7 separate regions of the Homo sapiens genome follow, and all the other regions are linked to region 6. A link is a contact called in ENCODE Hi-C or POLR2A ChIA-PET data. All regions are on one chromosome and are shown on one strand. The core of a region is the stretch at or near the end of the contact, and the rest is flanking DNA. Distances in the headings are between cores, read along the strand shown.

Region 1 (2,810 bases), core at 35-2,534, 750 kb before region 6:
AGAATTCGAATATGAGGTGGAGAAGTCAGAAAAAAATGTTAAAGTCTCTCTGGAGAGTAGAAGCCTGGGGGAAAACCAAACCAATCCCGTTCTCACATTGCCACCCAGAGATACTGCCAATGTTTTCAGTTCACGGGTGAAGTGTAGGCTTTTCACACTGTCAATGTCTATGTTAAGGGTGTAAGGCAGCCTGAAACCTCTCCCTCCTAGGTCCCATAGTCCCCAATCCCCTTCCAGCTGGAAATTTATGCTGTGACCAGAGGAACCAGAAGCGGGATGAGAACACTTAGGGGACTGGGTCCTAAGATCAAAGACTGGTCTCGCGCAACTAATTACGGTTCCGAGGGGGATTGTGACGTCACTACATTCCACTCCTAGGGGGAACATCAGCGCGACGTCCAAGTCGCCGCTCCGCGATGGGGGAGGGGACCGCAGGGCCAGGACCCAGGTCCTTGGAGACCCGAGACCAAAGAACCCCGGGAGGTCCGGTTTGGGGCGGCAGGAGGTGAGGGTCGAGTCTGGAGCGGGGGGCCCCGGGAGTCACGGGCCCAAAGTCACTGGCGAGGGCAGGGGCTGAATTGCTGGGGTCCTAGGTCCTTGGAGACGCCAGCCCAAAGAGCCCAGGGAGGTCGGACTTCGGGGGGCAGGAGGTGAGGGCCGAGTCTGGAGCGGGGAGCCCCGGGAGCACCAGCCCAAAGTCACCCGGGGGCGACTGGCGAGGGCGGGGGCTGGGCGGCTGAGGGGGCGGGGCTGGCTGACAAGACTTTGGTGGAGGGAGCCCGGACGCGCCGTGGGGAGCCCAGCCCGGTGTGCCTCAGGAGTGGCAGAGACTCTGGCCATGGTCCTGCCATCGGAGTGGGGCTGGGGCTGGGTCGGGGGGCCGCGACCCGGTGCACTTTACCTTTTTCTTCGCTGCGGCCAATTTGCTCTGTCGGGTTTCTTCCGACATCGCGGGGCGGGGAGGGAGGCGGGGTTGGGGCCACATCAGCGCGATCCCGGCAACCACTGCGGAAGTCAGTCAGCCACCGCGCAGCTGTGCGACGGAGCCAGAGGAGGCGTAACCAGGGCGATACTGGAGCGCAGAATGGGGGCGTGGCCTCAAAGATCAAAGCCCATTGGTCAATGAGAAATATGAAGCGGAAGGGGGCGTGGCTATGCAGCGGCGTGGCCAGAGGGACCTGTGGCGTCACAACAAAAGCTGCGCACGCAACCGCTGTCCCCGCCCACCTCGGGAGAGGGGCGGGGCCGGCTTTCCTTGGGTGCGCGCGCAGCTTTCTGTGCGCCAGTTCACACTCCGGGTCAGAGTTCCTGGCCCGGTGCACCTGAGAGGTCGCTCTCCGACTCCCGCGCTGGACCCTCTTGCGCCATTGAACCCCCTGATCCGGGGGCCTCGGACCCCAGGGCTCAGGAGGTGGGCGAGGAACGGACTCCACAGTTTCTTTCCTGACTCCTCACAGCCCTGCCCCAGACTCTCCCTTCCCAGAAATCACCTCCAAAGACTCCCATCCAGTGCTCCAGACAACCCCCGTCTCAGAACGCCCCCTTCCTAGAGGGTCTCTACCCTGATCCTGAGAGCGTGTCTGCCCCCTTTCCAGATGGATCCAGTCCCTGGCGCTCCTACTTCCCAACTGCTCCTCCTCCCGCATCCCCACAGTACCCCGTCCTCACAGCGGGCTGTGGGTCCAATCAGACTTTCCCCTCGGATTCCTCTCTAGGACTGAACCAAGACTTACCCGAAGTTGCCGCGGGGCCTTCCGATCCCCTGTGAGTATTTCTTCCCCCACACCCCCTTTCCCATCCTCGACCTTCCCTTGTGCGCTCCCGGCCCCACTCCCCATCCCAACAGCAGCCAATCCCCGCTTGGCCCTCTTCCATATCTTCTCCCAGTCGACTGAGAACCGCCAGGTCATTCCCGAATCCCTCCCCTTCCTTTCCTCATGCCCGCCAGTCTTCAAAGAAGTGTTATCCTGTCCTGTCCTAGGCTAACTCCTCTCCCTCCCCATCCTGTCTCCTGGCTCCTCAGATGCCTTTCACTCCAGTCCAGCACCAGCCATCTCTCCTCCTCGCTCTTTTCACCCCTCACCCAGCCCTGCCTTTAAACAAACCCATAGCTCCCCAGTCAGGAAAATGCTTGGCGTTCACCCTGGCCACTCCTTTCGTTGCTAATAGTCTCTCCTCTTCGCTGGCAAGCCACCCCCAAAACGCAGCCTACTCCTTCTCTCATCCCCCAGATGGAGTTGCCACTACAACTACCACCACTCTTAAGGTAGATCGTGAGGGCCGGGTGCAGTGGCTCACACCTGTAATCCCAGCACTTTGGGAGGCTGAGGCGGGCAGATCATTTGAGGTCAGGAGTTCAAGACCAGCCTGCCCAACATGATGAAACCCTGTCTCTACTAAAAATACAAAAAAATCAGCCGAGCGTGGTGGTGCAGGCCTGTAATCCCAACTACTCAGGAGGCTGAGGCAGGAGAATTGCTTGAACCCGGAAGGTGGAGGTTGCAGTAAGCCGAGATTGCACCACTGCACTCCAGCCTGGACAACAGAGCTAGACAAGTCTCAAAAACAAAAAAGAAGTTAGATCGGGAAAGACTTGGTATTTGTTCATTGATTTAGCAACTGCTGCAATGCAGGTGTATGCCAGATAGCCCCCTGCCCTCCAGGAGCCACAGGCAAAAAAATAATTCCAGGACAAGTATGCACATGGTTCTGAGATGGGGAGCCCAGGCTTGGGCTTGCAAAGAGGGCTCTCCAGAGATGGCAGGGTCAGAGGCAGGGCCTGAAGGGCAACTCACAGTGAGCTCAGATGA
Region 2 (2,873 bases), core at 266-2,765, 710 kb before region 6:
GCGCCTGCCACCACTCCCGGCTAATTTTTGTATTTTTAGTAGAGACGGGGTTTCACCATGTTGGCCAGGATGGTCTCGATCTCTTGACCTCATGATCCACCCTCCTCGGCCTCTCAAAATGCTGGGATTACAGGCGTGAGCCACCACGCCTAGCTAGATTACTTATAATGCCTAATATAATGCCTATGCATCACCTTGAGTGGATTCAACACAGTACTAGGTGCACAGCAAATTCAAGTTTTGCTTTTTGGAACTTTGTGTTTTTCTTCCCAAATACTGCCAATCTGAAGCTGGATCATGGGATGTGGAACTCATGGACTCAGAGGCAACTGTACTTAGTGACACGTGAAAATTACCTGAAGTTCAAATATGAATATTCATAAAGTTCTATTGGAATACAGCTAGGCTCATTCCTTTAGATACTGTCTATAGCTGTTTGGCACTACATTGGCAGAGTTGAGCAGTTCCAACGGAAATCACATGGCCTGAAAACTAAAACATTCAGTATCTGGCCCTTTCCAAGGAAATCTGCCAATTCCTGGTCTAATACCTCACTCCTCTGTGGACCTTCAAGGGCCTGGCACAGGAATCTGAGCACTGGGACACTGACTCGGCTCAGGGATTTCCTGGGAAGTGACACACAGGATCCTGCTTAAATCTGCCTTACCCAGTGGATGGTTGATGAAAGAGGGTACGCTGGTGGCTGTGAGGGTCAGCTCCTTCTCTTCGCTGCCTTCCATGGGGCCCAGCAAGAAGCGAACACGCTGTTTAGGAGCGGGAGGCTTCCTGGCATTGAGACCTGAACACACAGAGATAATATATACACACATACATACAAATATATGTACATATAAAATATTTTTTAAGAGACAGGGCCTCGTTCTGTAGCCCAGGCTGAAGTGCAATGGCGCCATCATAGCTCACTGTAACGTCAAACTCTTGGGCTCAAGCGATCCTCCTGCCTCAGCCTCCAGAGTAGCTGGGATTACAGGCGTGCACCACGATGCTGACCAGGAATATCTTGTTCTGTCCAAACACTTGGGGGATTAGACAACAGGGAAGTATGATGTAGAAGACAAAGCAGAAGCCCATGGTGCAGAGGGCAGTATAGCAGTAGTTAAGAAACAGGCGGATTCAAACAGACTCTACAACGTAGTAACCGTGTGACAAGGAACAATACTGAGTCAGTTTCCCCCTCGGAAAACAGAGGAAAGTGAGGAGTAAGAAAGCACAGAGAACAGGCGTTTGGGAAAGCGCTCTGCCCAGGTGAATAGGTCACGTGATTTTGTTTTGGGGTAAGGACCAGAAGCGGAGATGGACTTCCAAGAGAACGAGAGCGGGAACGTGGGTCTGGTTCGAGGCACTCACCCTTCAGAAGTTGTAGCTCCACTGTATCCCGCAGGTGCTTCCATTTTAGCCCCGGGGGCTTATAGACCGCGAAAAGCCCATGCAGCCGCGACAAGCCAGCAGACCCCATACTTGAAGATCACAGCACCCGCTGGACCTGGACGGAAGTACCGCCAGGCCCCGCCCCCAAATGTGGTCCTTTCCACGGGCGCCGCCATGTTCCACAGCCGGAAGAGGTTCGCATTTTATAGTCTTCGGGGAAAACCGGCTGTGGAGAAGGAAATAGGGCCCGGCGCTGAGTGAGCGTGGTTGCGTGTCCTTTGCAGACACTTTCTGGGGCGAGGTGACATGGCGAGAGTCTTGGATCGGTGGACGTAGACGGTAGACAGTTCGCGTGCGTTTCCTTCGCCTACTTGGCCTACATGCCTTCTGCCCGTGAAGCGATGTTTCCCCTCGAAAGGCCGTAGGCTACGCCGTCAGAATCGGTTTTTCAGTGAGTTTTGACCCCTCCGACGCTCCGTCGCCTGACAGAATCGCGGCGTTCTTCGTACCCGCCCATCCTCCGCGGACGCCCGCTGCCATGGCGACTCTGCTGCGCCCTGTCCTCCGTCGGCTCTGCGGGCTCCCGGGCCTACAGCGGCCTGCGGCAGGCAAGTGGCGCCGGGTTCTGGGCGCAGGCGGGAAGGAGCCTGAGGGCGCCCGGCTCCTCTGACCTCGGCCTTTTTCTTGCCCCGCAGAAATGCCCCTCCGGGCTAGGAGCGACGGCGCCGGCCCGCTATACTCGCACCACCTCCCCACCTCCCCGCTGCAGAAAGGGCTGTTGGCCGCCGGCTCCGCGGCGATGGCGCTCTATAACCCCTACCGCCACGGTAAGGCCGCCCGCGCCTCGCCCCCGTGGGGGCGGCTTGGAGCCGTTTCCTGTGGGTAACTGGAACATAGCCTAGGTCGGGGTACCCAAACCTGGTTGCAGCTCGTAACCACTCGGAACGTTTATGAAAATGCAGATTCCTGGATCCCACCTAAACGCACTGAATCTGAATCTGAATCTGCAGTGGAGGGAGAAATGGGCGTGAAACCGAAAGTCTGTCTTTAAACTACTTGGGAGAATCTGTCATGCAGCCATATTGAGAACATCTAGACTAAATAGATGATTCATAAGTACCGATCAGTTTATAATATCCTACTAGAAAGTCAACTCCGAGGTCGAGGACCATGTCTGCCTCGTTCCACTGCATCTGCAGCCTTCTGGATAGTGCCTGGCACATAGTAAATGCTCAATAAATGTTTGCTGGATGTGTGACTAGAACATTCTAGGGTTCTACAGTGTTTTTCTTATGCCTCCTAGATTTTTGAGTTCTGGGAAGTACTGTTATTCCTACTAACAAAAACAGGCTAGGCGCTATTATAGTGGCTCACGCCTATAATCCCTATCGGGGGGCCGAAGCGGGCAGATGGCTTGAGCTGAGGAGTTTGAAACCAGCCTGGGCAACACGGTGAATCCCCATCTCTACAAAAAAAAATACAAG
Region 3 (2,943 bases), core at 346-2,845, 810 kb before region 6:
CCAGATACTGGCTGTGCAACCTGAATGTCTCTAAGGTGCAGCTCCCTCATCTGCAAAATGGGGGTAATAACAGCACCTGCCTCATGGGGCTACAGTATGGAGCCCCACTAAGCGCCTGGCATGCAGTAGGCACTAAGAAGCATGAGTTTTTTTGTTTCTTTGTGGGTTTTTTTGAGGTGGAGTTTTGCTCTTGTCGCCTAGGCTGGAGTGCAATGGCGCGATCTTGGCTCACCGTAACCTCCGCCTCCCGGGTTCAAACAATTCTCCTGCCTCAGCCTCCCAAATAGCTGAGATTACAGGTGCCTGACACCCCGCCGGCTAATTTTTTTGTATTTTTAGTAGAGACAGGGTTTCACCATGTTGGCCAGGCTGGTCTCAAACTCCTGACCTCAGGTGATCCGCCCGCCTCAGCCTCCAAAGTGCTGGGATTACAGGCGTGAGCCACCGCGCCCGGCCCATGAGTCCTTTTCCTTGCCACCTCCTTCCCCACTCTTCTTCAACCCTAGCCATATGGAGCCTGGAGAAGGGGAAGTGAGATGCTGCCCTGCCCCACAGCGGAAGGGAGGGGAGAAGTTACAGCTCTGTTTCCTGGGATCCACTCTGTGGGCATTGGACACATAGGCATGTGGGAGACCCCATGCCTCAGTTTTCTGGGGCTGAATGGCCGTGGCTGAGTTGGGGCAGGGACTTCCTATTGGTTCAAAACCAACACAGGACGTATCTAGGAGTTGATCCAGTCTCTTGGCAGCTCAGATGCATAAATTCTGTGACCCAGGCGACTTGAGGAAAAGTATTTTCCACCTTTCTGGGCTGCCATATGCTCTTAGTTACCTGAAGCCCCTGGGCTAAGGAGCGGTGGAGCCAGCACTTTGGAAGGAGCTTTGGCTTTCCCAGGGGCCGGACAGGTACCCCTGGGACAGAGGGCGCCCCCTCATATCTTGACCCTCCTTTGACCTCCAACTCATTGCAGGGACTTCTTGCCTCGAGGATCTGGCATTGTCACCCGACGTCCCCTGGTCTTGCAGCTGGTCAATGCAACCACAGGTACGTGCCCTCCTTCACCAGCAGCCAGGCCTGCCCACTCCAGCCTCTCCCCCGTCCCCAAGCTGAGGGCCAGCCTGGCCACGAACTTGCTTGCTGTGTGACTGTGGGCCTCGTTCCCCTTAGGGATAGCGGGGATCAAAATACATAATGGAGACGTGGGTGGTGGTTCTGCTTGGGTGTGTCTAGGGGGTTCTATTACCGGTGGGAGATGAAAACCCCCAGGTGGGGTTCCAGACCTTGATGCCTACTGCCCTTCCCCTGCCCGCTTCTGGAGCAGAATATGCCGAGTTCCTGCACTGCAAGGGAAAGAAATTCACCGACTTCGAGGAGGTGCGCCTTGAGATCGAGGCCGAGACCGACAGGGTCACCGGCACCAACAAGGGCATCTCGCCGGTGCCTATCAACCTCCGCGTCTACTCGCCGCACGGTGAGGACCCTGGCCCCGCCCTAACCTCTAAGAATCATTTTCTTGGCCACGCACCTCTGCGTGCCTCGCTCCTCCTGCAGACTCCGCCCCTAGAATGACCCTGCCTCTGCATCATCCTATTCCAAGCTCCACCCTGCCGTGATTCCGCCCACTTCCGGCCACGCCTCCAACAGACTGCCACTTTCGCCCTGAGATTTCCTAGTCCCACCCACCTGCCACCCTGCTCCCAAGCAGCTTCTCTAACCCCGCCCTATTCTTTAACCTCGCCCGCGGCCACGCCCCTCGCCTTGAGCCCGCCCTCTCGCCGCCCTGTCCAGTGCTGAACCTGACCCTGGTGGACCTGCCCGGAATGACCAAGGTCCCGGTGGGGGACCAACCTCCCGACATCGAGTTCCAGATCCGAGACATGCTTATGCAGTTTGTCACCAAGGAGAACTGCCTCATCCTGGCCGTGTCCCCCGCCAACTCTGACCTGGCCAATTCTGACGCCCTCAAGGTCGCCAAGGAGGTGGACCCCCAGGGTAGGTTCCCACCCGGTGGCCAATGCACAAAACCCCAGGCTTGCAGGCTGTCTATTCTTAGTGTAAAGGGGAGCCTCTGAACGGTCTAAGAATAGCGGTGGGATCAGATTTGTACCTTTAAAAATCACTTTGGGGGTCAGGCATGGTAGCTCATGCCTGTAATCCCAGCACTTTGGGAGGCCAAGCCGGGAGGATTGCTTGAGCCCAGGAGTTCGAGACAAGGCTGGGCAACCTAGTGAGACCCCATTTCTACAAAAAATTTAAAAATTAGCCGGGCACCGTGGTGCACGCTTGTGGTCCCAGCTACTCGTGAGGCTGAGGCCAGAGAATCACTTGAGCCCAGGAGGTTGAGGCTGCAGTGAGCCCTACTCGCACCACTGCAGTCCAGCATGGGCAAGAGTGAGACCCTGTCTCAAAAAAGAAAAAAAGGCTGGGTGCAGTGGCTCATGCCTGTAATCCCAGCACTTTGGGAGGCCAACTTGGGAGGATCGCTTGAAGCCAGGAGTTGGAAACCAGCCTGGCAACAAAGCGAGATCCCATCTCTAACAAATAAAAAAACAAGAAGAATAAATAAAAATCATTTTGGCTACTCTGTGGAAAATGAATAAGGGGGAAAGAGAGGAGGCAGTGAGCAGGCAGGGGGCCGAGGAGAGCAGGGGGATGGGAGTGGGAGTGCATGGAATTGTGTGTGAGAGCGGGTGCAGCTGTAGACGGCCCTCCTGCTGGTGCACCCAGGCCAGCGCACCATCGGGGTCATCACCAAGCTGGACCTGATGGACGAGGGCACAGATGCCCGTGATGTGCTGGAGAACAAGCTGCTCCCCCTGCGCAGAGGTAAGCAGGCCATGCCCCTCAACCACTCCCCAGCCCTTCCCCACCCTTCCCCTCCTCTTGAGGCTGGTTGCCCTGACCTTGATACTGTTCACAGGCTACATTGGAGTGGTGAACCGG
Region 4 (2,700 bases), core at 62-2,561, 870 kb before region 6:
CCTCAGCCTCCTGAGTAGCTGGGACTACAGGCGTGTACCACCACACCTGGCTAATTAAACATTTTATTTTTAATTAATTAATTAATTTTTTTTTTTTTAAAGACAGGGTCTCACTCTGTTGCCCAGGCTGTAGTGCAGTGGTGCAGTCATAGCTCACTATAGCCTCGAACTCCTGGGCCCAAGTGATCCTCCTGCCTTAGCCTCCCAAACAGCTGCAACTAAGGTGCATGCCACCAGGTCTGGCTAATTTTTTTTGTGCTTTCTGTAGAGACGGGGGTGGGGGGGGCTGAGTGGGCGGGGGTGGGAGTAGGGTGTCTCACTATGTTTCCCAGGCTGGTCTCCAACTCCTAGGCTCAAGCAATCCTCCCACCTCGGCCTCCCGTAGCGCTGGGATTACAGGTGGGAGCCACCCCGCCTAGCTAATGTTCCTGTTTCTCTTGTCCAGAGCTGGAGTCCAGCCTGATTCCCACCCACAGGTTGTAACCAATGAGCCCTAAGAGAAGCGCTGAAGACCAGGAAGGCCCAGATCCAGGGGTAGGGGTGTTGGGTCCTCTCCACTGGGGTGCAGGCAGAGAGGCAAAGAGGAAGGAGACCCTTCGTGACTCTCAGCGAGGCTGTGAAGAAGAATATCCGGAAGCCACAAGAGGTATATCCGGAAGCCACAAGAGGTGTGGAAACCCCGTTTCCAAGGCTGGGCCCAGTAGCTCGTGCCTGTAATCCCAGCATTTTGGTAGGCTGAGGCGGGTGGATGGCTCGAGCTCAGGAGTTCGAGAGCAGCCTGGGTAACATGGCGAAACCCCTCCCCCCCCCCCCCCCCCGTCTCCAAAAAATACAATAGCCAGCGTGGTGCAGCCGTCTGTAGTCCCAGCTACTCTGGAGGCTCAGGTGGGAGGATCGCTTCAGGCTGGGAGGCAGAGATCACCCCACTGCATTCCAGCCTGGAAGACAGGGCCAGGCCCTATCTCAAAAAATAACAAGGAAACCCCGTTTTCGATTTCGCCAACGCGGAGGGGCCGAAGCAGCAGATGGGCTTGGACGGTCTCCCGCCGCTCCTCCCGGACCTCCCTACTCCTGGGCTTTTCCAGGGGCAGCCCCGTGGTGGCCCCGCCCAGCGCCCGGGAGAGGGGCGAGGCCGGGGGCGGAATGGGCGGAGTTCGACTGTGAGGGAGGTGGAGGCGGGAGTCCGGTGGTGGGGGTGGAGTCTGGAGGTAGGGCGGGGCCAGAACAGCGGCGGGGGCGGAGTTCCGGCTGGGGGCGGGGCGGGGCGGAGCGGGAGCTGCGGGATTCCGGCTTCAGGGGCGGGGCACCGGCCTCTGGGCGGAGATCTGCTGCCGCGTTCTACCCTTCCGGCCCGTGTTCTATCCGCCGCCTCCACCTTCCATCCGGCGCCGGCTTTCGGCGCGACGGTCGCCGCGTTCCATCGTCGCGCGGCCCTTCGGGCGCCCGAGCCCGCAATGTCGGGCCCCAACGGAGACCTGGGGATGCCGGTGGAGGCGGGAGCGGAAGGCGAGGAGGACGGCTTCGGGGAAGCAGGTGACCCGAGGGGGCTGCTGGAGCAACCTTGCATTTTCAGGGCTGCCCTCCCGGGAAGGGGAATCGAGATGGGGTCTCGGAAGGGAACAAAGAGCCCACCCATTCCGCCCCGAGCGGGTCCGGAGTTGTAGGTGCTGTCTCGGATGCAGGGCGAGCACCCGCGAGCCGGTTCCCAGCCCCGTGAGAGCTGCAGGTCACCAGTCCCGTTTTACAGATGGGGAAACTAAGGCAGCTTCGGGGACACTCGCCCTTGTGGGCCTTGCTCCACCACTTCCTTCAGTCCTGGGGGAGACCGAGGCACCTGAGGGAGGCAGGGTTGAGCTTAGCGGAGGGGCCGGGCCGGGACGTGGAGTTGGGGACGCGGGGGCGTCGCTCTGCCGATTCAGCATCCCCAGCCACCCGGCTTTGCTGGTGTAGCCTCACAGCCTTGCCAAATGTCAGCAGCTTACAGAGCAGCCTTTTGCGTGCTTACGAGTGCAGGGGTGGGGTGTGAAGAGAACCATCGGCTCCCTTCTCACCTTCTTCAGCCTCAGTTTCCCCCTCTATAAAATAGGAATAACGATTAGTGTCTGCTGCACTGGGATGTGTCAGAATTAAATGCAAAAAAAAGGAAAATCCTTAGCAGGTTCTAGCATGCAAGAGTTCAGTAAATGGTTATCGTCATTATTATCTTTGGTATAGTAAAGATTGGCATGTTAACATACACTGAGGATTTAGTAAATGTGGTGTAAGTATGGTGCATGCTCTTTGTTTTGTTTGGCGTAACAGCTTTATTGAGCTATACAACTTACCCATACTGTACAGTTCAGTAGGCTTTTGTGTATTCCCAGGGTTGTACATCCATCACAATAGTTTCAGGTAGCTCTGCATTGGGCAATGCTGTTGGGAGCATCAGGAAGAGCTTCCCAGGAGGTCACATTAAGTGGATGTTGGCAGACAGGACTTAGAACAGTGGGGAGGAGGGTGGTGTCCCAGGCAGAAGCAAAGGCTTGGAACTGGGAAGTACCCTTGACACAGATAAAGCCTGGCCTGGAGGGGTGTGGGGCACCTGCCTCCCCAATTCCTCCTCCTAGCCTGTATCCCAGGACACAGAGTTCGAAATATTGATAATAATGACCATCCACTAAGTACTTGCTGTGGCCAGATCCTGTCTGAGCTTTTTTTTTT
Region 5 (2,736 bases), core at 65-2,564, 780 kb before region 6:
ATCATGAGGGGCTGGGCGCGGTGGCTCACACCTGTAATCCCAGCACTTTGGGAGGCCAAGGCAGGTGGATCACGTGAGGTCAGGAGTTTAAGACCAGCCTGGCCAACATGGTGAAACCCCATCTCTACTAAAAATAGAACAATTAGCCAGGTGTGGTAGCGTGAGCCTGTAATTGCAGCTACTCGGGAGGCTGAGGCAGGAGAATCACTTGAACCCAGGAGGCGGAGGTTGCAGTGAACCGAGATCCTGCCACTGCACTCCAGCCTGGCCGACAGAGCGAGACTCCATCTCAAAAAAAAAAAAAAAGAAGAAGAAATATAATGAGGGGCTGTGCACGGTGGCTCATGCCTGTAATCCCAGCACTTTGGGAGGACAAGGCAGGAGGATCACTTGAGCCCAGGAGTTCAAGACCAGCTTGGGCAACACAGTGAGACTTTGTCTCTACACAAAAATTTTAAAGAATAGCGGGGGTTGGCCGGGCGCGGTAGTTCATGCCTGTAATCCCAGCACTTTGGGAGGCCGAGGTGCGCAGATCACCTGAAGTTGGGATTTTGAGACCAGCCTGACCAACATGGAGAAACCCCATCTCTATTAAAAATACAAAATTAGCCGGGCGTGGTGGCACATGCCTGTAATCCCAGCTACTCAGGAGGCTGAGGCAGGAGAATTGCTTGAACCCGGGAGGCGGAGGTTGCGGTGAGCTGAGATTGTGCCATTACACTCCAGCGTGGGTAACAAGAGTGAAACTCCGTCTCAAAAAAAAAAAAAAGAATAGCTGGGGTTGGTGGTAGCACGTGCCTGTAGTCCTAGCTACTGGAGAGGCTGACATTGGAAGATAACTTTGAGCCCAGGAGGTTGAGGCTACAGTGAGTGGTAATCTCCCCACTGTACTCCAGCCTGGTGAAAGAGCGAGACCCTATCTCCAGGAAGAAGAAAAAAAAAAACAACTGAGTAGACAAGAGTTCTGGTGGCATGATAGGTCCTAAGTCCCCTCCCGGTTCTGTGACCTTGGTCAGATGACTTTTCCTGTGGACCTCAGTGTCCTCATCTGAGTGAGAAAAGCGCGGTGGGGAGGTGAATCTTCCAGTCTACGCAGTGTAGGAGCCGCGTCTGAAAAGCCACACCAGCTCACAGTCCCAGCAGGGCCCGGTGGGGCGGCCAGGGCGGCACAGGCATCAGGTCCCCACCTCCTTCCCTCTTTGCCTACTCGCAGACCAAGGAGTTCATCTTCTCGGAGCTGCTGGCCAACCTGTACTCGTGTGGGGACCAGAACACGCTGATGGAGGAGTCGGCGGAGCAGGCACAGCGGCGCGACGAGATGCTGCGCATGTACCACGCACTGAAGGAGGCGCTCAGCATCATCGGCGACATCAACACGACCACCGTCAGCACGCCCATGCCCCCGCCCGTGGACGACTCCTGGCTGCAGGTGCAGAGCGTACCGGCCGGACGCAGGTACCAGGGCCGGCCCCCACGGCCCCAAAGCCCCCCAGCCCGGGGCCCGCGGGAGGAATGCCGGGACCGGGCAGTGGCGCGCCCGCGTCACCGGGGTGGCTCCCACCTGGAGCGAGGGGCGGAGCTTAGAGAGGGCGGGGCTTGTCGCGGGGCGGGGCTTGCCGTGGAGAGCTGGCTGCAAGGCTGGGTGGAGCTGGGGCGTTGGCGCCGCTGGGGGCGGGGCTTAAGCTCCGGCGACCGCCTTAGGGGTGCGGCAGGGAGGGGCTTGCGTGCATGGGCGTGGCCAGCACTGGGCTGGGGCGGGGCCTCTGGGTGGGCGGAGCTGCTCATCTCGCCTCTCCTTGTTCCTCGCTCCCTGTCGCCCTCAGGTCGCCCACGTCCAGCCCCACGCCGCAGCGCCGAGCCCCCGCCGTGCCCCCAGCCCGGCCCGGGTCGCGGGGCCCTGCTCCTGGGCCTCCGCCTGCTGGGTCCGCCCTGGGGGGGGCGCCCCCCGTGCCCTCCAGGCCGGGGGCTTCCCCTGACCCTTTCGGCCCTCCCCCTCAGGTGCCCTCGCGCCCCAACCGCGCCCCGCCCGGGGTCCCCAGGTGAGTAGGGGCTGAATGCGGCTGGAGAGGCTGCCGGACGGGCGTGGCCGGGAGGGAAATGGGGCTGGATTCCAGAGCATCGGACCTGGCCGCCAGAACCGGCCGTTTCTATCCCAGGCAATCGGACTCTGGGTGCCGGAGCCACGCCACGTGTGGCCGAGGGCTGGCGGAGCCTGCCCCCGAGGGAGCGCTGAGTCCCGGAGGTGGTCGTTTCTGGGGAGGGGGCTGTGGGGCTCGTCCCACCTGCCCCCTTCTTTCCAGCACTTGCATGGCGCTTCCCTCTATTTTCACTCTTGGCGGCCGCCCACACGTTGCATTCCTCCTCCTTTCTTCTTCTTGCTGTCCTCCATCCTCCATTCCGTCCAATTCCTCTCCCAGCCCCTGGGGAGCCTACCTTAGGTCTGACTCTGAACCCCGATCTGCTCTGAGTGTGTGGATTTCCTTCAGCTACCCTGATGTCCCCACTTCCCAGCCCTGACTCCTTTGAGCCATCCCAGGGGGTGTCCAGCCACTGGCCCACAGGAGCAGAGGCCAGGCTGTGACTGTGTGACTAGAAAGGTGTGTGATGTGTGTGTGGGCGTGCACACGAGTGTGAGAGTGTAAGCATGGCACCCAGGCCCGGGCTAGGACAGGAGCAGCTGGGGAAGCAGCCTGGGCCGTGGGCAAACTGATGGCTTTTTTCCTCCCCCCAACCACC
Region 6 (2,795 bases), core at 109-2,608:
GGAGGGGAGTGCCCGGGTTGGGGGTGGGGAGAGAACTGTACTCAACAGAAACAACAACGATGACAACGACAACGACAAAGACAAGACTACAGGACCTGCTCCCAGAACCCTGGGATGGGCCAGCCCCGGGCCTGCGGAATCCCACTGAATCCCATAACCACGGTGTTACACCAGATTTACAGAAGGGGAGGGCGGGGCTCTGAGAGAAGTGACTTGTCCAAGGTCACATGCTGCACAGGTGCAATATTAACCACTTTGACACCAATAATGAGCTTGCCTTTGGTGAGCACACATATGCAGAGTCCCACAGAATCCTCGCATCTGTCCTGGGAGGCAGGAATACTGATCCCATTTTTCAGACTGAGAAACTGAGGCCCAGTGAGATGAAGGCCCCTCCCCCAAGGTCACAGGAGGGCACATTCCCACCCACACCTGACCCTAGGTCTTCCCATGATGTTGAGTTGCCTGTTACTCTCTGCCCCTAAACGGATAGGACTTCTTCCAATCTCAGCATCGTGGGCCTGGACAGCTTCCCAGCCAGACCCCAGCCCTCTCTCCATCCCCCAGGCCCAGGGACCAAGGAAACAGACCTCCCGTGGAGCAGAAAAGAAACAACTCCTGGCTTCCGGCCTGACTATCCAAACGTGTGAAATGGCCATGAGGGACTCATGGCACCAGCCGCCCATTGCACAGGTGCGGAGACTGAGGCTCGGAGAAGGGGTTGTGGTGGACGCATGAGTCCCTGGGCCTGGGACCCAGGTCGCTAAATGCCCCGCCAGGCGCCAGTCACTGCTGGACAAGGGCAGGGAGGTAGCACCCAGCCGGTGCCTCCTCCCCTCCTCAGCCAGGCAGGCGCCAGGGGAGCAGGGTAACCCAACCAGCCCAAAGGGTGGGCACCGGTGCCTCGCCCCAGGCAGCAGGGCCAAGGCCCGGCTCGGGCCGCACGGGCTCTTTCCCTCTTCCGGTCAGCAAGGGCTCAGGGGGGCAGAGGTGTGCCGCGGCGGGGACGAGGGCAGCAGCCCGGGAGGGCTTTCCCGCGTCCCCAGGCGTCTGCCGCAGGGTGCTCCCCGCCCGCCGCACATCCGGGCCCCCGGCGCACGGCGCGACGCCAGGCCTCACCTGCACCGCCCGGGTGAAGAAGATGCCCGCGTCCGACGCCAGCTTCTTCATGTTGAAGTCCATGGCGTGCCCGCACGGCCGCCGCGCACGGCCCGAGCGCAGCCGGCAGCCCCCGGCCCAGCCGCCGCCGCCAACCGCACCCCGCCCACCTGCTGCGGGGCACCAGCCCTCCGCGCACCCGCCTGCCGGCCTGCCCGCCTGCCCGCCCGCCGCAGCCGCCGAGCCAGCCCGAGCGCGCAGGGCGGGGCGCGGAGGCCGCGGGTCGGAGCCAGAGGGGCGGGGGCGGAGCTGGCGGTGCCGGGGCGGGACGGGACGGCAGTGGGGCGGAGCTAGAGGGGCGGGGGCCGGGCTGGTTGGCGGAAGCCGGGCGGAGTCGGAGGGGGCGGGACTGGCGGGACAGGGGCGGAGCGAGAGGGCAGTGGGGCGGAGCTACATGGGTGGGGGCGAGGCCTTGGCGCGGCCAGAGCGGGGGTTGGTCTGGGGAGCAGGTTGTGCTGGGCAGGGCTCGCTGCTGGGCAGTGCTCGCTGCTGCCCCCATGCGCCTGCCGCCGCGGATTGGGCCGGCCTCTTTTTTTCCTTTTACTAAAATTATTAAAACTGGAACACATGTGCTCTTAGATGATTGCAGGTACACGCCATAATTACATATTATTTGCCATCTTACCAATGCTTTTCAAAAGTTTTAATTGATAAATATATATTTACGGCCTACAAGGTGATGAAATTGTGGAATGATGAAATCAAGTTAATTGACATATCCATCACCTCACCTACTTTTTTTGTGGTTAGAACATTTCAAATGTACTCTTTTAGCAATTTTGAAATATGCAATACTTTTTTTTTTTTTTTGTAGACAGAGTCTTGCTCTGTCGCCCAGGCTGGAGTGCAGTGGCGCGATCTCGGCTCACTGCAGCCTCCACCTGCCGGGCTCAAGCGATTCTCCTGCTTCATTCAGCCTCCCGAGTAGCTGGGACTACAGGCGCCCACCAACATGCCCCGCTAATTTTTTGTACTTTAGGAGAGACAAGGTTTTGCCATGTTGCCCAGGGTGGTCTTGAACTCCTGATCTCAGGCAATCTGCCTGCCTCAGTCTCCCAAAGTCACTAAGTGACTGAGTAGTCACCAATATGTGCAACAGATCTCTAAAATGGGCCTCTCTTGCTTTCTCCTCCCACCACCCAGGCCTGCTGCCTCTCCCCTGTTTGTGCCTCTTCATCTCCGCTCTTTATTCACACCCCCTCCCTCCCATTCCCATTTCTTCCACTCTGTTTCCCTTGGGTTTCCTCCCGTTACTCCTCCTCTCTGACCTCTCCTCCTCTCTTCTGCCCTGACCTTGGTGACTGAGCCGGAGTCAGGCTTGGGACTTGCCCTCCACCGCTGGAACAGCTGTTTGTCAGCCTGGGAGGCCCTGTGGCTTCCCCAAATTGGAGGAGGGTTGGGGTGGCGGTCACGGGAAGGGAGGGGGTTCTGGAGCTGGGGCCTGGAGCCCCCTGTGTGGTGAGAGGAGGAGATCAAAGGTTGGGTGACTGTCAGGGTGGAGAGAATGAGCTGCCCTGGGAGCACAGATGTGTGATAACCTTGAAACCAGCTCCTCACAGCCCCAGGCAAGGAGATGACCTACAGGTGCTCCTGACCCCAAATGCCTTCCCTTGGGGCTCAGATAGAGGCTTTGTACT
Region 7 (2,778 bases), core at 1-2,500, 900 kb before region 6:
CTATTTTACACAAAAGAATACAGAGGGTTCGGAGACTTCAGACCAAGTCACTCGCCCAAGGTCACAAGCAGGCAGAGGCAACTCCTGACCCTGCGGGTTCCCAGGAGTCCCGAGTTCGGCGCTGATCAGCATCCCCATCCCCGGCCGGGCCAGGCCTTACCTGCGCGGCTGAGCGCTCTGCGTGGAGGTCCTGGGCGCGCAGGTGCCACCGCGCCGTGTGGTACAGCCCCAGGGCTCCCCCCAGGGCCAGCGCCGCAGCTCCCAGCAGCCGCGGGCTCCCCTTACGAGCTGCAGCCACGGGGCTCGGGCCGCCCGCCGCCCCCGCGAAGCCAGCCCGGCTCTGCGTGGGTAGCAGCGGCTGGGGGCGGCCTCCCAGCCTCCAGGCCAAGGCGCACCCACCAGGCCACAGCGCCCGCACCACCCGCGCAGCCGGGTCCATGTTCGCTCCGCCGGCGCCGCGGGCGGGCGCGCGAAACGAAGACGCCGAGGCACGCGCGGCGTTTAAAGGGCCAGGACTCTGGCGCCCCGCGGGTTGGCCGGGGTGAGGGCGACGCTAAGGGAACCCTCAGCGCTCTCGGGACTGGGCGTGTGCCCGGCGCCCAAGTTCGAAACGCCCGCCAGAGCCGCAGAGGCCCGCTCGGGAACGTTTGCAGACCGTTCCATGCTTCCGCCTCCAAAGGCTCTTGGGTAGTGACCCGGCCGACTGCAGGGGGGCGAACGTCTCCTCGCCCCACCTTGACCGCCTAAAGGGCGGCGTGGCCGTCTGTAACACGTACTTGCCCACCTCTCTTACGGGCGCCCATTCAAAACAACTCCAGCCCTTCCTAGAGTCAGTACAGGCGCCGCGACTTCCGGCCACTGAAAGCCCCGGAAACGACCCGACCCGGCACCAGGTGTTGCGGTTCTCTCTGCCCTCCCGCCTCATTGTCCGCTTCCTACTGTGACCCGAACCATAAAATTTTCCCGAACCCGAAGGGGCCTTGGAAACCACGTGTCTCTGATTTCGCCCACGCGAAGCGGCCGGCCCGCCGACCCCGAGATTTCCAGGGAGAGGATGGCAAAGTGGGGTGCCAGGCTGCTCGGTCCTTCTGCTGGGCTCCCCCGCCCTAGCTGAAGCCCGGAGCCTCCACCGCATAGGCGTCTCCGCGGACAGCCCCGGGATGGCCCCGCCCGGCGCCCGAGAGGGGGCGGGACTCGCAGAGTGGGCGGGGAGAGGGGCGGGGCGAGGGGGGAGCTCTGAGTCCCGGCTCTGCTGCTCCGCCGCGTCCCACTCTTCTCGCTCCGCTTTCGCCCCGCATCTTCCACCTTCCTTCCAGTCCTTGCGGCGACCGAGCCCGCAGTGTCAGTCCCCAGCGGGGACCTGAGTATGCCGGTGAAGACGAGAGCGGAAGGCGAGGACGACGGCTTCGGGGAAGCGGGTGACCCGAGGAGACTGCTGGAGCGACCTTGGCGTTTCCGGGGGTGCCTTCCCGGGAAGGGGAATCGGGATGTTGGCTTCGAAGGGACCGAAGGGCCCACCTCGACCCGCCCCGAGTGGGTTTGGAGTTGTAGGTGCTGTCTCGGATGCAGGGCGAGCACCCGCGAGCGGGTAACCAGTCCCGTGAGAGCTGCAGGTCCCCAGCCCCGTTTTACAGATAGGGAAACTGAGGCAGCTGCTGGGACACTCGCCCATATGGGTTTTGCTCCACCCACTTCCTTCAGCCACTTTACAGACCAGGAGTTGAGGGACTGCTCGAGCTTAGAGTGTTTAGGGGTGGTTGAGGGTGACCCCCATGTTCTGTGCTCTACTCTATCCCTATCCAGGCCTTCTCCCAGCGCCACTCTCACGCTCCTGCTTGCTAGCTCCTGCTTGCTAGCTCCTGCTCCTCCCAGCTTCATCCTCCTCCTGTTTACATTAATTGCTCCTGATCTTCCACACTCTTGATTTTCCGGATTCTAACTCCATCAAAATGTAACTTGATGTGTTCAGGCCCCGGGGACACCTAGGCACTTGAGGGGGGCGGGTCCGTGTTTGGCCTGCTGGGCTTAGTAGGAGGGTCTGGCCCGGGGCGGGGAGCGCGATGCTCTGCTGGGTCAGCATCTCCAGCCACCTGGCTTTGCTGGTGTGGCCTCGCAGCCTTGCCAAATGTGAGCAGCTTACAGAGCAACCAGTTGCACGTGCTTAAGCTGCCGAGGTGACACAGGGCGCTGTAGGGTCCAGCCCCACAGGGTCGGTAGGTCTCTCCCTGTGTGCGGCGACGAGAGAGTGTAGAAATAAAGACACAAGACAAAGAGACGAGAAAAGGCAGCTGGGCCCGGGGGACCACTACCACCAATGCGCGGAGACCGGTAGTGGCCCCGAATGTCTGGCTGCACTGTTATTTATTGGATACAAGGCAGAAGGGGCAGGGTAAAGAATGTCAGTCACCTCCAATGATAGGTAAGGTCACGTGGGTCACGTGTCCACTGGACAGGGGGCCCTTCCCTGCCTGGCAGCGGAGGCAGAGAGGGAGAGGAGACAAAGAGAAAGACAGCTTACGCCATTATTTCTGCATATCAGGGACTATTAGTATTTTCACTAATTGACTACTGCTATCTGGAAGGCAGAGCCAGGTGTACAGGATGGAACATGAAGGCGGACTAGGAGCGTGACCACTGAAGCACAGCATCACAGGGAGACAGGCCTCCAGATAACTGCGGGCGAGCCTGACTGATGTCAGGCCCTCCACAAGAGGTGGAGGAGCAGAGTCTTCTCTAAACTCCCCCGGGGAAAGGGAGACCCCCACCCTCCCTTTCCCG

Evidence for each region. Hi-C counts contacts between places; a loop is a spot of excess contacts on that map. ChIA-PET counts read pairs that join two places held with the same protein, here RNA polymerase II (POLR2A). Pooled maps may share reads with other maps.
Region 1: a map of CD4-positive, alpha-beta T cell shows a loop between it and region 6 (4-fold over the local background). The contact joins the promoter of SWI5 here to the promoter of SH3GLB2 in region 6. A Hi-C loop is called at or near these places in 3 of 168 maps with a recorded cell type or tissue (CD4-positive, alpha-beta T cell, CD8-positive, alpha-beta T cell and naive thymus-derived CD4-positive, alpha-beta T cell), 6 of 37 single-sample maps with no recorded cell type and 14 of 50 pooled maps. POLR2A ChIA-PET finds 5 or more read pairs at or near these places in 1 of 52 experiments (activated T-cell).
Region 2: a map of naive thymus-derived CD4-positive, alpha-beta T cell shows a loop between it and region 6 (15-fold over the local background). The contact joins the promoter of TRUB2 here to the promoter of SH3GLB2 in region 6. A Hi-C loop is called at or near these places in 2 of 168 maps with a recorded cell type or tissue (CD8-positive, alpha-beta T cell and naive thymus-derived CD4-positive, alpha-beta T cell), 1 of 37 single-sample maps with no recorded cell type and 13 of 50 pooled maps. POLR2A ChIA-PET finds 5 or more read pairs at or near these places in 2 of 52 experiments (GM12878 and activated T-cell).
Region 3: a loop to region 6 is called in a pooled map, with 15 times the contacts of the local background. The contact joins the enhancer-like site here to the promoter of SH3GLB2 in region 6. A Hi-C loop is called at or near these places in 2 of 37 single-sample maps with no recorded cell type and 9 of 50 pooled maps. POLR2A ChIA-PET finds 5 or more read pairs at or near these places in 1 of 52 experiments (CD8-positive, alpha-beta memory T cell).
Region 4: a loop to region 6 is called in a pooled map, with 15 times the contacts of the local background. The contact joins the promoter of BBLN here to the promoter of SH3GLB2 in region 6. A Hi-C loop is called at or near these places in 1 of 168 maps with a recorded cell type or tissue (CD8-positive, alpha-beta T cell), 3 of 37 single-sample maps with no recorded cell type and 10 of 50 pooled maps. POLR2A ChIA-PET finds 5 or more read pairs at or near these places in 3 of 52 experiments (activated B cell, activated naive CD4-positive, alpha-beta T cell and activated naive CD8-positive, alpha-beta T cell).
Region 5: a loop to region 6 is called in a map of CD8-positive, alpha-beta T cell, with 6 times the contacts of the local background. The contact joins the enhancer-like site here to the promoter of SH3GLB2 in region 6. A Hi-C loop is called at or near these places in 1 of 168 maps with a recorded cell type or tissue (CD8-positive, alpha-beta T cell), 3 of 37 single-sample maps with no recorded cell type and 11 of 50 pooled maps. POLR2A ChIA-PET finds 5 or more read pairs at or near these places in 1 of 52 experiments (activated CD4-positive, alpha-beta T cell).
Region 7: a pooled map shows a loop between it and region 6 (9-fold over the local background). The contact joins the promoter of PTGES2-DT here to the promoter of SH3GLB2 in region 6. A Hi-C loop is called at or near these places in 1 of 168 maps with a recorded cell type or tissue (B cell), 1 of 37 single-sample maps with no recorded cell type and 7 of 50 pooled maps. POLR2A ChIA-PET finds 5 or more read pairs at or near these places in 2 of 52 experiments (GM12878 and activated CD8-positive, alpha-beta memory T cell).

Annotation. Positions count from the first base shown.
Region 1 is chr9:128,274,992-128,277,801 of GRCh38, forward strand. It overlaps SWI5 (SWI5 homologous recombination repair protein), which reads left to right and starts at 1,285. Exons shown (of 5, transcript NM_001318089.2): 1 at 1,285-1,411; 2 at 1,716-1,764. The coding sequence starts at 1,350. GOLGA2 (golgin A2) reads right to left here and starts at 1,016. Exons shown (of 27, transcript NM_001366244.2): 1 at 902-1,016. The coding sequence starts at 985. RefSeq lists enhancers at 480-529, 1,390-1,519 and a silencer at 680-789.
Region 2 is chr9:128,320,932-128,323,804 of GRCh38, forward strand. TRUB2 (TruB pseudouridine synthase family member 2) reads right to left here and starts at 1,516. Exons shown (of 8, transcript NM_015679.3): 1 at 1,369-1,516; 2 at 668-799. The coding sequence starts at 1,477. COQ4 (coenzyme Q4) reads left to right here and starts at 1,908. Exons shown (of 7, transcript NM_016035.5): 1 at 1,908-1,997; 2 at 2,085-2,216. The coding sequence starts at 1,928. RefSeq lists an enhancer at 1,216-1,755 and a silencer at 2,136-2,195.
Region 3 is chr9:128,217,261-128,220,203 of GRCh38, forward strand. DNM1 (dynamin 1) reads left to right here. Exons shown (of 22, transcript NM_004408.4): 2 at 971-1,044; 3 at 1,322-1,471; 4 at 1,789-1,992; 5 at 2,728-2,826; 6 at 2,921-2,943. Among named protein-coding and RNA genes, the nearest start is that of DNM1, 15 kb to the left of the region's middle. RefSeq lists enhancers at 564-1,520, 1,490-1,784, 1,521-2,476. Within about 2 kb of position 1,596, at least 5 of the 41 ENCODE cell types and tissues checked have a DNase peak (open chromatin) inside an H3K27ac peak, as active enhancers do.
Region 4 is chr9:128,158,954-128,161,653 of GRCh38, forward strand. BBLN (bublin coiled coil protein) reads left to right here and starts at 1,312. Exons shown (of 2, transcript NM_024112.4): 1 at 1,312-1,533. The coding sequence starts at 1,455. RefSeq lists enhancers at 213-1,166, 1,167-2,120 and silencers at 1,052-1,261, 1,472-1,561.
Region 5 is chr9:128,248,902-128,251,637 of GRCh38, forward strand. DNM1 (dynamin 1) reads left to right here. Exons shown (of 22, transcript NM_004408.4): 20 at 1,214-1,455; 21 at 1,824-2,039. Among named protein-coding and RNA genes, the nearest start is that of MIR3154, 5.2 kb to the left of the region's middle. RefSeq lists an enhancer at 1,086-1,225 and silencers at 1,396-1,895, 1,906-1,995. Within about 2 kb of position 1,315, at least 9 of the 41 ENCODE cell types and tissues checked have a DNase peak (open chromatin) inside an H3K27ac peak, as active enhancers do; they include CD8-positive, alpha-beta T cell, where a contact is called at or near this core.
Region 6 is chr9:129,026,973-129,029,767 of GRCh38, forward strand. SH3GLB2 (SH3 domain containing GRB2 like, endophilin B2) reads right to left here and starts at 1,359. Exons shown (of 11, transcript NM_020145.4): 1 at 1,120-1,359. The coding sequence starts at 1,182. RefSeq lists enhancers at 1-347, 348-911, 1,596-2,335, 2,336-2,795 and silencers at 742-1,251, 1,292-1,721.
Region 7 is chr9:128,127,279-128,130,056 of GRCh38, forward strand. It overlaps PTGES2-DT (PTGES2 divergent transcript), which reads left to right and starts at 1,251. Exons shown (of 1, transcript NR_024425.1): 1 at 1,251-2,778. It overlaps PTGES2 (prostaglandin E synthase 2), which reads right to left and starts at 451. Exons shown (of 7, transcript NM_025072.7): 1 at 161-451. The coding sequence starts at 439. RefSeq lists enhancers at 1-51, 692-811 and silencers at 192-481, 1,122-1,321, 1,352-1,461.